2 separate regions of the Homo sapiens genome follow, and region 2 is linked to region 1. A link is an interaction called in ENCODE POLR2A ChIA-PET data of the cell type or tissue named here. Cell type or tissue: PC-3. All regions are shown on one strand. Each heading gives the region's core, and the rest is flanking DNA. Links, peaks and the distances in the headings are about the cores only.

Region 1 (2,917 bases), core at 223-2,722:
TATCTACTAAACAGTTACTTCACCAAAAAAAAGATATACAGAGGGAAAATAGCATATGAAGGACTGCTTAGCATCATTAGTCATTAGGGAAATGCAAATTAAAACCATAATGAGATACCATTACATACCTAATGGGATGCCTGAGATTAAAAAGACTTCCCATTGCTGATAAGAATGTGAAGTCATAGAAATTTTCATACGCTAATAGTGGGGATGTGCAAAAGTACAACGACTATGAAAAATAGTTTGACAGTTTTTTAAAAAGTTAAACATATGATCTAGTCATTCCACTCCTAGGCATTTACCCCGCAAAATGAAAGCTTATGTCCATTTAAAGACTTGTAGATAAAATGCTCATAGCAGTTTTATTTGTAATGCCCCCAAACTGGCGACAACTCAAATTTACATCACCAGTGAATAAACATCATGTTTTTATACAATGGAATATTACTCAACAATAAAAAGCAATGGAGTATTGATATATCAGCAACAGAGATGAATCTCATAGTAATTATGCTGAGTGAAAGAAGCCAGACAAAAAGAGTACATGTTACAGGTATATGATTTTTTTAATCTGTTGAGATACTCGTATGGTTTTTCTTTTTTAGTCCGTTAATATGATGAATTATATTGATTTTTAAATATTAAACTATTTTTGCATTACTGGGGTTGGTCACGATGTATTATCTTTTTATATATTGTCTGGTTTGATTCGCTAAAATTTTTCTAAGGATTTATGTATTTATGTTTATGAGGGCTGCTGACCTCTAGTGATCTTTTTCCCTCTTGTAATGATGCCATATAGTTTTGGTATCAGGTAGTGGTTGCCTCATTGAATGAGTTTGGAAATGTCTTTTCCTCTTCAGTTTTCTGGGACAGCTTGTATGGAATTGATAGGTGGAGTGTTCTATAAATGCCAATTAGGTCAGGTTAGGTAATAGTTTTGTTCAGGTTTCATATATCTTTACTGATCTATCTACTTGTTTAAATTATCGAGGGAGATGTTTTGAGATCTCTGACTATAATTGTGAAATTTTCTATTTTTTCTCGCAGTTTTATCAGTTTCTGCTTCTTATATTTTCAATCTCTTTTTATTGGGTACATCAGCATTTAGGACTGTTATGTTCTCTTGAGGAGCTGACTGCTCATAATGACCCCATTATGAAATGACCCTCTTTATTGCAGGTAATATTTTTTGCTCTGAAATCTACTTTATCTGATAATATCTAACTATCTTTTGATTAGTGTTAGCATAGTAAATCTTTTTCCATTATTTTACTTTTAACTTATTTCTGAGTTTATATTTCAAGTATGTTTCTCCAAGGTAACATATAGTTGGGTCTTTCTTTCTTATCCAATCTGAGAATCTCTGTTTTTTAATTGGGATATTTAGATTATTTACATTTAATGTGATTATTGGTGTATAAGTTTAAGTCTATCATCTTGTGACTTGCTTTCTATTCGTCCCATCTGTTCTTTATTTACCTTTTCTCTGTCTCTTGTATTATTTTTAATGCTTCAATTTTATCTCCTTTGTTAGCCTATTAGGAATAACTCCTTGTAGTATTTTCCTAGTGGTTACCTTAAAGCAACAGTTGGCAAACTTTGCTCCTTGGACCAAATCTGACCCACTGCCTATTTCTATTAATAAAGTTTTATTGGAACACGGCCACCCCAGTTTGTTTATGTATTGTCTGTGGCTGCTTTTACTCCATAATGGCAGCACTGAATAGTTGCCACAGAGAATAAATAGACTGCAAAGACTAAAATATTTACTATCTAGCCAGGCATGGTGGCTCACACTTGCAATCCCAGAACTTTGGGAGGCTGAGGCAGGAGGATTGCTTAAGCCCAGGAGGTCAAGGCTGCAATGAACTATGACTGCACCACTGCACTCCAACCTGGGCAACAGAGCAAGACCCTGTCTCAAAATATAGATCAATAAGATAGATAGATGATAGATAGATAGATAGATAGATAGATAGCTATAGATGGATAGATAGATAGACAGATATGTACTATCTGGCCCTTAGAAAAAGTTCGTTGATCCCTACATACTTTAGAGTTTATAGTATATATCTTTAACTTATCATGGTCTACCATCAAGTGATATTATAACACTTCACATATAGTAGAAGAACCTTAAAACAGTATATTTTTATTTTTCCCTTCCTGGCCTTTATGTTATTGTTGTTAAACATTTTACTTGTACATATGGTATAAACCCTACAAAACAGTTGTTATTTTTGCTTTACATAAATTTTTTTTTTTTTGAGATGGAGCCTTGCTGTGTCGCTCAGGCTGGGGTGCAGTGGCGCAGTCTTGGCTCACTGTAACCTACACCTCCTGGGTTCAAGCAATTCTCCTGATTCAGCCTCCTGAATAGCTGGGATTACAGGCACCTGCCACCATGCCTGGCTAATTTGGTGAGGAGGCCTCCCAAAGTGCTGGATTACAGGCTACCACACCCGGCCAGTAATCATTACTTTTTAAATGTTTAAAATGTTATATTTAAATTATTCAAGGCTGGGTTTGGTGGCTCATGCCTGTAATCCCAGCACTTTGAGAAGCCGGGGCGGGCAGATCATGAGGTCAGGAGATCGAGACCATCCTGGCTAACACGGTGAAACCCCGTCTCTACTAAAAATACAAAAAATTAGCCGGGCGCGGTGGCGGGCGCCTGTAGTCCCAGCTACTCGGGAGGCTGAGGCAGGAGAATGGCGTGAACCCGGGAGGCAGAGCTTGCAGTGAGCCGAGATAGCGCCATTGCACTCCAGCCTGGGCGCAAGAACGAGACTCCGTCTAAAAAAAAAAAAAAAAAAAAAAATTGTTCAATTTATACTCATAATTTTATATTTTCTATTTACCCACATATTTACTATTTCCAGAGCTTCATTCCTTTATGTGATTCAGATTT
Region 2 (2,917 bases), core at 127-2,626, 1.6 Mb before region 1:
GGAGAGCAAGGTCTGTGTGACAGTCTCTGCAGCAGTAGCTGCTGGATAAACATACGTTAATGGGCTGTAAGGAGTATGGATGGCTCTCTTTCGTCTTCCAGCCATCTCCTCACCCTAGCAAAATAAAAAACAACCCCCAACCTTGGCAAAGGCAATGTAGCAAAGTAGTAGGTGCAAGATTTAATGAGCGACGGCAGGGAGGATGAGGTGCTAAGGAGGGGTGGACAGGGTAACAGATAACACATTTCAGCAACAGGAAGCCGAGAGGAAACCAGCAAGCGGCTGCTGTTCTGTGTTCCCCCATCCAGCCAGCAAGTTCAGCTCCGGCAAGTCATTTGATTCACCCGGTGATGAAATGGGGGTCAACCAGTCTGTGGGCTTTCCACCTGTCACAGGACCCCACCTCGTAGGCTGTGGGGATGTGATGGAGGGTCAGAATCTCCAGGTAAGTGTCCCCAGCTCCCTTTCTTCTGTTTGCACTGCTTCTGCCGGCACCGTGACTTACTGATCACAAGTCTGATCCTGTATTCCCACGGTGGGGAAAATGAATTAGAGCGGGTCTGGATTTGGTTATCAAGCCCCCAGGTCTGTCTTCCTGAGCTTTTTCTTCCTCTTTCCAAACATTAGAAACATCCCAATAGACAGAGATAATGCGTTCATTTTCCACCTAGGAGGAAAGGGGGGACTCTAGCTTTAGAGGCAGCTCGCAGATCCTCTCACCTTTCTTGAGGGCAGATGCCTGATCTTGGAAGGGTTTTAATCGTATCATAATCTGAGTGTGTGAGAGAAAGAGCCATGGGCGTGTGCCTTTGGCCTTGGACTCCCTGACCTGGGTAGGGGGACAGCTTCCTTTTCTCTCTCCTGCCTTGATCTGTTTTCCCCTCCTGCTTTGACTTCTGGACTGGTCCTCTATCTTATATATATGTATATATAGTAGAGACGAGGCCTTGCTATGTTGCCCAGGCTGATGTCTAACTCCTGGCCTCAAGCGACTCTCCTACCTCGGCTTCCCAAAGTGCTGGGATTACAGGCATGAGCCACTGTGCCTGGCTTAGTTCCTAGGTCTTTCTCTGCTAGCCCTTGGACTTCCTGTCTCCCTTGAGAGGCACACACTTCCTAGTAACCCCTCACCTACTCCCATGTAAAATGAGTGTGCTGTTGCTTCCCAGGGGCTGTCCTAGAGCAGAGTGGCCTGGATGAGCTACCAAGGCCACCCTGTTCAGCACGAGAACTAATCTCTAACTCCTGGGGCTCCTCTAGGCCTAGGTTCAGGGCCAGATTTAAATCTTTCATTGTCCCAAGCACTCAAATATTTTTGGTGCCCCCTCCCACAATGTAATTCAAAATACAGTTGGCTATTTGAAATAACGTAAGCTTTACATATATGCTAAAAATCAAATTGCTTCTTTCCAGATTTCTGAATGTGAAATTCAGGCATGCTAATTGAAACTTCAGTTTCCCTGTTTTGGTGCCCTGTTTTGCTGGTGCCCCAAACACCTGCTGAGTGTGGCTGTTGGGAAATCTAGCCTGGGCTCCTTGCTCTGAGCAGCTGCTCTCTTCTTTCCTACAGGGGAGCTTCTTTCGACTCTTCTACCCCTGCCAAAAGGCAGAGGAGACCATGGAGCAGCCCCTGTGGATTCCCCGCTATGAGTACTGCACTGGCCTGGCCGAGTACCTGCAGTTTAATAAGCGCTGCGGGGGCTTGCTGTTCAACCTGGCGGTGGGTAAGGGCTGGCCTGACCTCTGCATGCTTTCCCAGTTGCTTGGTTATGTTCCTGGGAGATCCCCAGGTGGACGCAGTACCTTATAGCCTGCAGTGTCCAGGCTTTTGTAAGGGGCATCCATTAGCCAGTGTGGTATGGAGAGTTGGGAGAGAATTACATATGAAAGAGCTTTGGTGACTGAGTTAGACTTTCCTGGATTCAAATCCAGACTTTATAAGTTACTAGCCATGGGGTTTGGGCAAGTTACTGAACCTGTCTAAATACATGTCTTTGGGGGTTTGTAGTACGGGATGTACGTAAAGCCTCTAATGCGGTGCTTGGGACATATAATGTGTTCCATAAATGGCACTGATTGCTCCTTTGTTTAGCATGTATTAATTCCTACTCTGTGCCAGCTATTGTGTGTATCAAAGAAAGATTCTTAACTGTCAAGGAGCGTACAGTTTCCTGCAGTTTTCCCTCCAGTCACCCCTCTTCTGAGTAGGGTAACATTGAGTCATCCACTTCCCCCAAAGGTCCCACACCTAGGAATTCCACCCAGTGCCTTGGCATCTCAGCAGTTTACCCCGGGTTCAGTACTGCCACTTTGGACTTAGCTTCCCATTTTCTTTTCCTTTTTTTTTTTTTTTTTTTTTTTTTTTGGTGAGATGGAGTCTTGCTCTTGTTGCCCAGGCTGGAGTGCAATGGCACAATCTCAGCTCACTGCAACCTTCGCCTCCAGGGTGCAAGTGATTCTCCTGCCTCAGCCTCCTGAGTAGCTGGGATTATAGGAGCCCGCCACCACGCCCAGCTAATTTTTGTATTTTTAGTAGAGACGGGGTTTCACTTGGCCAGGCTGGTCTCTTGACCTCGTGATCCGCCCTCCTTGGCCTGCCAAAGTGCTGGGAATACAGGCGTGAGCCACTGCGCCTGGCTTAGCTTCCCATTTTCTGTTGTGTTCACTCTTCCTAGGGAAGAAAGGGAGAAGAAATAGGTGATTAACTGCCCTGAGCTGCTCAGGGGCCGATGGTGGTTCTCCAGAGGGGAGAAACACATGTCCCCACCCATACCTATACTCAGGCTGCCCTTGGGATAACAGCTTTGGGGCAGCCAGATATTCTATAGCCCATGTCTCTGCTAGGATCTTGTCGCCTGCCTGTTAGCTGGAATGGCCCCTTTAAGACAAAGGACTCTGGATACCCCTTGATCATCTT

What was found. Peaks named below come from ENCODE experiments on the same cell type or tissue, not always from the same donor. Only the 100,000 strongest peaks of a DNase experiment are listed, where the experiment ranks them.
Region 2: POLR2A ChIA-PET joins it to region 1 with 8 read pairs; 1 of 35 experiments calls an interaction of 5 or more read pairs at or near these places.

The regions. Positions count from the first base shown.
Region 1 is chr1:24,395,339-24,398,255 of GRCh38, reverse strand. All of the region lies in intron 2 of STPG1 (sperm tail PG-rich repeat containing 1), which reads left to right. Among named protein-coding and RNA genes, the nearest start is that of STPG1, 17 kb to the left of the region's middle. In PC-3, for the core only: no CTCF peak of the experiment used is centred there; no DNase peak of the experiment used is centred there.
Region 2 is chr1:25,988,255-25,991,171 of GRCh38, reverse strand. It overlaps PAFAH2 (platelet activating factor acetylhydrolase 2), which reads left to right. Exons shown (of 11, transcript NM_000437.4): 2 at 309-445; 3 at 1,571-1,724; 4 at 2,845-2,917. The coding sequence starts at 356. Among named protein-coding and RNA genes, the nearest start is that of PAFAH2, 8.4 kb to the left of the region's middle. In PC-3, for the core only: no CTCF peak of the experiment used is centred there; a DNase peak (open chromatin) is centred at 1,111.